2 separate regions of the Homo sapiens genome follow, and region 1 is linked to region 2. The links are chromatin contacts, found by Hi-C or POLR2A ChIA-PET in ENCODE. All regions are on one chromosome and are shown on one strand. Each heading gives the region's core, a stretch centred on a gene start or an enhancer-like site at or near the end of the contact. The rest is flanking DNA. Distances are from core to core; before and after follow the strand shown.

Evidence for each region. A loop is a pair of places that touch in the nucleus more often than their neighbours do. ChIA-PET counts read pairs that join two places held with the same protein, here RNA polymerase II (POLR2A). Pooled maps may share reads with other maps.
Region 1: a pooled map shows a loop between it and region 2 (2.8-fold over the local background). The contact joins the promoter of DNMT3B here to the promoter of NOL4L in region 2. A Hi-C loop is called at or near these places in 2 of 50 pooled maps. POLR2A ChIA-PET finds 5 or more read pairs at or near these places in 4 of 52 experiments (BJ, H1, activated B cell and 1 more).

What each region holds. Positions count from the first base shown.
Region 1 is chr20:32,760,583-32,764,481 of GRCh38, reverse strand. DNMT3B (DNA methyltransferase 3 beta) reads right to left here and starts at 2,097. Exons shown (of 23, transcript NM_006892.4): 1 at 1,783-2,097. RefSeq lists enhancers at 1-508, 2,637-2,686, 2,504-3,169, 3,393-3,899 and silencers at 1,067-1,166, 1,737-2,376.
Region 2 is chr20:32,583,882-32,588,094 of GRCh38, reverse strand. NOL4L (nucleolar protein 4 like) reads left to right here and starts at 2,762. Exons shown (of 11, transcript NM_001256798.2): 1 at 2,762-3,525. The coding sequence starts at 3,205. It overlaps NOL4L-DT (NOL4L divergent transcript), which reads right to left and starts at 616. Exons shown (of 3, transcript NR_034152.1): 1 at 539-616. RefSeq lists an enhancer at 2,110-2,189 and silencers at 2,380-2,569, 2,790-2,839, 2,900-3,059, 3,200-3,249, 3,590-3,789 and 2 more.

The DNA of each region.
Region 1 (3,899 bases), core at 848-3,347, 180 kb before region 2:
GGGTGCCTCCCTCCATCCCCAAATCTCAGGAATGGCCACCCTAAAATGAGGGGCTATTCGTTATTAAGTACAGACATCAACACTCACCATGTGCTGACCCTACACAGGCACTATCCCACTGCCTCTTTACCCAGGCCCAATGTGGTAGAGGCTATTATGCCTAAACATCTGAGGAAGATCAAGGGCTGAAGAGGTTAATTCACGCATAAGACTGGTTTCATCCTTACACAACCCTATTAGTAGGACTATTGCTAATTCACAGATGTAATAATTAAGGCACGGAGAGCAATGAACTTGGCGAGACAGGGTTTAAACACATGATGAACTAAGAACTATGCTTCCTTAAGGAAGGAAGCTTGCTTAGCCCGTGTGCTAGCTAGTGATTCCAACAATGGCAAACATGTATTGAGTGCTTACTGTATACCAACCCTATAAACTAAGTACCATCATCTCAACTCTGGAAAAATCAAGTCCGCACCTGGCGTTTCCAAGGTGGGTGAACAAGAAGCCCCAGCAGGCCTGGTAGAGGAGATAACAGCTGTTTCCCAAAAACTGCCACCCGTCTGCCACAACCCACCGCATCCAGAACTCAGGAGGCAACTCAAAGTTCATACTCTGCCCTTAATTCCCTTTAATTCAAACACTTCCCAGCTTCGGGGGAGGGTGGAAACACGGAGGCCCAGCGAGCCTCTCTCCTAGACCAGGGGAGGAAAAGGGAGCAGGGAAAGCTGGAGGCGCGGGCAAGACCTGGGCTCGGAACTCCATCCACAGGTGAGATCCTCCAGCGGGAAGCCTGGGCCCAAGGGCAGCGCAGTCTTACAACTTGTTAGGTCTTTCTCCGCTTCCACTTTCTCCCCGATAAAGTGGAGCTCAATACACCCTCCCCATGCAACCACGAGCCGGGAAGCTTATCTTCCAGGAGCTGGTGCTAGAGGTTTTGAGGCCTTAGTGTGCGAGTCTGGGAAGTGGGGCCAGCCGCACACGGGAGTTAGGCTAAGAATGGAAGGTAAGACCCCAGGGTAGGCGGCGTGGCCGGGACAGGGAGGCGCCGCCCCTCCGGCCGGCTCCTCCCGGGCCAGGTGTGCACAGGCAGAGGGCAGCCCCGCTGCTCCCCGCGCTTGATGGCTCAGCTCAGGAGCACCCCGGGAGGTCGCCCTCTGCCTCACGCCCTCCACGGCGCACACCCCAGCCCGCGCGAGTCTAAGCCCACACTCACGAGCTCTTTCCTAAAGCTGGGATTGGGGGAAGGGACAGCGCCTCGCCTGAAGACCCCACATCCCAGTTGCAAGGGGCGGACGCCCACCTGCATGGCAGAAACCCCTCCTCACCTCCTCTGCCCCTTAACTTTTCCCAAGGCAGAGGCCAGGTAATTACACCCCCTGCCCATGAGCAAAGCCCCTGTTCATGCTCTCGACGGGCACCTCCTCCTCCTCGAGTCTGGACCCCGGGAAGCCAGCGCGTCCCCCTCCCTGCGAGCAAGCTTCTCTCCTCTTCGGGCTCCTGGAGGCAGCAGACGCGTCCCTTCCTCTAGTATCTCCGGTCCCCGTCAGACGTATGTCCCCCGCGTCCCACCCGCTGTCCCCGTTCCACCCCAAGCAGGGTCCGTGGACGTTTCCTCACCCCGCAAACCCAGCCGGGTCTCCAACCCGGCGAGAGCCCCTCCTCGGGAGGTCCCTGGAGAGGGTCTCTCCCCGGCAGCTTCGGGAGCCCCCGCCGTCCCCTCCCCTAGCAGCCCTCGAAGCAGCTGGCGGCCGAGCCTCCCCGGGGCCCCGGGGCGCTCACCTGCCGCAGGGCTGGCTGGGGCGCGGCTGGGCGGCGGAGCCGCGGGTCGGGGCTGGCTGGCGGGAGGCCGGCTGGCGGCCGTGCAGGGCGCTGGGCTCGCGAATCTCCGGCGCCGATCGCCGAGCTAGGTTTACTTGGGCCACTTAACCCCAGCGCTGCCGGCCGGGCAGCGTTGCCGCCCGCTCGCCCGACCGCCAGGGAGCCGGTCCCGTCCGTCGGGGGGCGCTCGGAGCGTCCACGCGGGCTGCGGCCGCGGAGCCGGGAGCAGCTGCTGCGAGGAAGCGGCGCGGGCCGGACGGGGCAGCGGGAGTGGGTGGGGAGGGGGCGGTGCCGACTCCCCTTGTAGCCCCGGCCCGGCTCTTGCCCCGCCCCCGCCCGGGGGTGCCCCCGCCGCAGCCACTCAGATCCCCGCCCGGGCGCGGGGGGAACGGGGGGGCGGGGACGAGGGAAATTTGAAATCGCTCGGAGCCTCCCCTCCGCCCCTCTCCGCGGGCTCCGCCCCCTGGCCCCCTGCCCTCCCAACCCCGGGCCAGTGAAATCACCCTGGGGGATCAGAAGCCCTAAGCGGGAGGGGTGGGGTCAGACGTCCAAAACCAGACTCCTTCTGGGGCCTTTTTCCCGGGCTCCTTTCAACCCGAACGGAGACACACACACAGGCCTGGAGGCGGGGGCTCAGAGAGGGCAGGGCCCCCACTGTAGTCACACAGCACCAGAGTCTCCGCTTTAACCCCCACCTCCAGCCGCAGTGCCACCGGGGCGCCGCGGTGCCCCTGCCTGTCATCCTGCTTTGGACCCTCTGCCTCGCCCTTCCTCCCTTCCTTCCACCCAGCCCGGCCTTTGTCAGCCATCTTGAAGGGAGGGGAGGGCAGGGGAGGGGAAAGAAGACCAGCGGGTCTCTGGCTACCTGGGTTCCAGACCCTGCAGGCATGGACTGACTGAGGGAGAAGCCGCCCTCAGCAGGTCTCCCCACCTCTGCCCTGGGATGACCATTGAACCACTGGAAAACAGCACTTCCTAAAATTTATCTGACCTGGGACTTACATATTTGCTTGTTTACCTGCTTGTGGTCTGTCTCCACGCAGTAAACTAAGGACAGGATCTCAGTAGATGCTCAATAAATATGTGTTGAATGAATGAATGATTTATATCGCCTGTAAGCCCCTATAGGAGCCTCCCCTTTCAAGGTATATGCTACCTTAACCCCTCTCTGCCTTCACTCCAACTTCTCTGCTGCTCCTCAATACACCAAGCGTTTCCTTGTGATGGTGACTTTGACCTCGCTGTTCCCTACACCTGGACATTTCTTGCCCAGATCTTTGCAGGACCAGATTCTTACCCCTCGGTTTTCTCCCAGAAGGTCACTTTATGGAGAGGCTTTTCCCGATGACTCCACCTGAAGTCTCCCCTGTCCATCACTCCTATCCTATTTCATTCTGTTCCTAGCACTTACCGCGATCTGAAATTGTTTTGCATATCTGTTTTCCTGTTTACATTCCCCTACACACACACACACACACACACACACACACACACACACACACACACACACTATGGGAGCAGAAACCACATCTGTGTGGGTCTCCAAGTGCTTATAGTGGATGGGGGATGCATCAAAAAGGAGCTCAATACAAGTTTGTTGAATGAATGGGCATGGGTTTCCTGCCTTATGGGCTCCAGCTCCCTGAGTTACTCCACAGCTTTCTCCCTGTATCTCTTACCAGGTGAGTAAATGAGTGAAGGGTTAATTCTTTGGATGCCGCAAAAGTGTCTATACTTACTGGATCTTATTCTACCTAAGAGCTTGGGGAGAGGCTAGGGAGATACCAGAGAGAAATGGGCTCAGCTCAGCGCCCTGCCTGGCGCCCAGCAGGGCCTCTTGTGAATGAACAGCAGGACTCCTTGGCTTTCTGGCACAAACATACAAATTGGTGTCCAGTCCATTGGTGCAGGAAGAAGGGGGTCTCTCTGGAGAGGGCCTGTAGCTTGTCTCCACCATCTGGGGCACATCTTTTGTTTTGTTTTGTTTTGTTTTGTTTTGTTTTGTTTTGAGACAGAGTCTCAATCTGTCACCCAGGCTGAGTGCAATGGCGCGATCTCGGCTCACTGCAACCTCTGCC
Region 2 (4,213 bases), core at 1,513-4,012:
CCATCCAAAGTATTTCCCAGGGTCTTCAAGACTCCTGCCCTCCAACCCCTCCTCCCTCACTTCAGTCTCACCACACTGGACACCTTCCAGCTTCTAGAAAATGCCAATCTCCTTCCACCTTGGGGCTTTTGCCCTTGCTCTTCCCTCATCCTGGAATGCAGGAACAGCATGCCTTGGCACCTGTCATTTAAGTCACTGCTCAGATGCTACCTCCTTAGAGGGGCCTTCCCTGATCCCCCTAAGAAAAGCAGCCCCTTCTTTGCATTATTTGCTATCACAGCTCTCTCTTTCCTTCGTGGCCCATTCCCCGGGCTGTTGTGATCAATAGCTGGTTTGTTCAATAGCCATCTTCCATACCCATTGGTGCACTCCCGTAGGGCAGGGACCTTGGGGATCCCATGACCATATCCCAAGCCCCTGCTGCACAATGGCTGCTAAACAAATGTTTGTTGAATGAATGAAGCACAAAAAGTGCCAACAATGCCTGTCTTCCTCCTTGAATACTTCGAGGCCCCATGAGGGAGAAAATGGCACTTACTGGGCACCCGTCACAGCTCAGGCACTCTCATCCTGTTGAATCTCTACATCTGTGACATCCTGTCCCGCTATACAGATGATGAAGTAGGGGCTCAGTGACCTGCCTGAGGTTACCCAGCAAAGGGTGGAATGATGGCTTCATTCCATTGTGAAGTAGCCAAGTGGGACCTGTGAGCATGAAGAATGCCACGCCAAATAATCATCAGGATTCACTTCCAAATCTGACTCCACCCGAAGCCCATGTTCTTTTCATTATACTATACATTCTGCTGTGCCAGAACTCAGCCCAAGATTGACAACCAGGTTTTTAGCTTCTGAAAGGCAGGCAAAGACCCAGCCTGGGTGGAGAGGTGGTCCGGCTTAGTGGTTATTGAAGTGGGTCCTGGAACTGGACAGAGAGACCAGGGCTCACACAAGGACCCCACCACCCAGGCACAGGGCATATTTGCCACAGTTATCATTACCATTGCCAGGCTAGAGCATCTCTGCTCTCAGGAAGAGTGTGCTGGAAGGATAACCGTCAAGGGACACATGGAAAAAGTCAGGGTCTGAGCTTCTTAATCACAGAAGCCCCTGCGCCCCTGGGGCTGGCCTTTGGGTAGTGCCTTCCCCGCTCTGAGTGGTCACCTCTTAAAAACGGGCATGCATACCAGCATAGATCCAAAAAGAGCTCTTGAGAAGATAAAGAGGAAAAATGACTGTGGAGTTGTTGGTGTATATAAAGTAACATGAAATGTAAATTATCTAAAAATAATCTCCCATGTGAAATGCAGAGAGAGGTTGGGGCTTGGGAGACCTCTAGGGTTCTTTCAGCATTTACTGGCACCTACTGTGTGCCAGGTGTTGTGCTAGGGCCTGTGCATATGAGGATGGGTCAGATATGGCCCTGAGCATCTGGAGCTCCCTGTCTACTGGGGGAAGTGAGCCAGGTATACACAGCGTGGGGCTCTCTCCGAGCGCGGTGAAAGGGGAAGAGTTTGTGTGTGATATGGCAGCAGCAGCCAGATGCACATGAGCTGAAACCCACCCCTCCTTCCTGCATGACCTTGAGCAGGTCAGGCCACCTCTCCAAGCCCCAGGTCTTCGTCTGTAAAATGGAGCCATTCCCTCTGCCTCTCAGAGTTGCCAGGACATGGCACGTAGTAGGTCCTGGGGTGGGGGACTTTGGGATGGGAGTAGACAGTAGTTCCTACGCAGGAAACGGTCCTGCACTAGACAAAGTCTGGGCCTCAGGACTTGGATGGTGACTTGCCTGCAGGAGTGTCATGGGGACATGGGGTGGACCCCCGGGGACAGCTGGGAGAGAAGTGCAGCAATTCCTCATGACCTGTTAAGGAAGTGGGGGGTAGGGGCACAGAAATCCTGGGGAATTGGCCTGTGCCTTTATTTATGTTGGTAATTTCATTAAGGGGGAGGGGACCAGCTAGCTCTACCCAAGGTCAGATCTGCCCAGGTAGGAGGGGGGCGGTGGGGCTACCTGAGTTTACTCAGCAAGAGATTCTAGGTCAAGGCGCACTCAGGAAGGCAGGGTGTCTCAGGATGAGTTTGTGGATGTGTTGAGAGTTTTCTGAAGCGGAGGTGGGATTGGGCTGAGGCCACAGGCGACTTCCCAGGGGGCCTGGGCCTGTCCCAGAGCAGTGGGGCAGGCAAGCAGAGGCAAAGCTGGCCAAACTTCGGGGAATTCAGGGTGAGGCAAAAGGAGAGGAAGTTTGGGGGCCCCGAAGGGCGGCGATGTGGGGTTCCCCCAGGGGAACACTGCTCTTCTGGCTTCGGCTCACGGGAGAGGTCAAGTCACTTGCGGGAGCGAGGGAGGGGGAGCCTGCCCTACACCTTCCCGGCCTGGCTAAGTGGGGCGGGGCGGCCGGGAGGTCGGCGTCTGGGCTGGGGTCTGCGCCCTACTCCCCGCGGGACCGCCGCGTCCGGGAGGAGCGGGGCCTGCGAAGCTCCGGGCCCGGCCCGGCCAGACGGAACGCGGTTCCTGGGCTGGGCACTGCGCGCCTGTGGTTCCTGCCCTCCCGGCGGCTGCGGGCGCGGCTGCCCCCGCGCCCCCAGGGGCCGGGCCGGGCGGGGGCTGGGCCCGGCGGGCGGGCGCAGGAGGAAGGGGGGGGCGGGCGGCGGCGAAGGCTGCGCCGCTCTAACAGGTGGGATCCCGCGGCGTGGTGGAGGCGGGCGCGGGAGGAGGAGGAGGAGGAGGAGGAAGAGCCGCGGCAGCGGGAGCCTGAGCAAGAGCAGGATGAGCCGCGCAAGCTGACAGCCACTGCTGCCGCCCGCGCCCAGGCTCGGTCTCGCTCCCAGCGCTCGGGGCCGCTCCCCGCCTCCCGCCTCCCCCGGCCGCCCGCGGGGCGGCCCGCCCCCTCTGCACCTCCGGGCCCGGAGCTGCCTCCATCGCTCCTGCATCCCGGCCGGGGGGAGGAGGAGGCGGAGCAGGAGGCGAGCCGGAGCCGCCGCCGCCAACGCCGCCGCCGCCGCCCGAGCAGGACAGAGCGCGCCGCAGCCCCGCGCGTCCGGCCGCCGCCCGCGCCCATCCAGCAGCCTCGCCGGAGCCACACCGCGGGACAGACGCGGCCGCGGCGCGTCCCGGCCCGGTCCAGCCCAGCCCAGCCCAGTCCCGGCACCGGGCGGCCCGGCGGCCGGCCCGCCCCCGAGGGCGCCGGGCGCGGCGGGAGGATGCCGAAGCCGACGCTGCTGCTGCGCGGGGGCTGGGAGCGCGAGCGCAGCCCCGGGGACTCGGAGCTGGGCCGCCAGTTCCGGGACTGGTGCTTGCGCACCTACGGCGACTCGGCCAAAACCAAGACGGTGACACGCAGCAAATACCAGCGGATCGCCGAGGTCCTGCAGGGCGGCGGCGGGACTGGCGCGGGCAGCGGCCCCGCAGCCGGCGAGAAAGGCAAGTTCCAGTTCTGGGTGCGCTCCAAGGGCTTCCGCCTGGGCAGCGGCCGGGAACCCAAGATGGGCCAAGTGGTGTATGTGCCGGTCAAGACGGGCTCGGTGAGTGCGCGCGCGGCGGCCGCGGGCGGGTCCCGCCGCGGGGCTTGGGGCAGGCGGGCGGGGGCGGGGTGGGGGTGTGGATGTGTGTCCGAACGTGTGTCCCTGAGGTTGTCCGTGTGTCGGGCCCGCCGGAGGCGCACGCGTCCCTGCTCACCGGCCCTTCCCGGCTCGCCTGGGCAGCGCTCCGGGTTCGGGGCGTCCCTGCCCCCCTCCGCGCCGCTGCCCGGGCCGTGGCCGTGCCGGGCAGGCTGTCCCGGGCTGCTCACCCCAGCATGTTCCGTCCTCTTGTCCCCTCCCCCCGCCAGCAGGCGGCTGCTCTGGAGCCCGAGCCTCCCCCCGCCCGCCCCGGGGCTGCCTGTCCCGGGCGCCTCGCGCTCCCGCCCCCGGGCCGGCTGGGCGGTGTGTGTGTGTGTGTGTGTGTGTGTGTGTGTGTGTGCGCGCGCGGAGGGTGGTGCCGCGGGGTGGGGGGGGGGGAGGGAGGCAGGGGCAGCCGCGGGACGGGGAGTCCGCCGGGCCTCCCAGCGCCAGGGGAGGGGGCCCGCCCGGGCACTGTCGCCCCGACCCCACCCGGGGCTGGCCCGGGGAGGGGCGGCCGGAGCCGCAGCCTGGCGCAGGAGCAGCCTCCCGCGGGTGGGTGGGGCGCCCCCTCAGCCCCCCGGGCCCCTCGTTCCCCCTTCATGGGACGGGG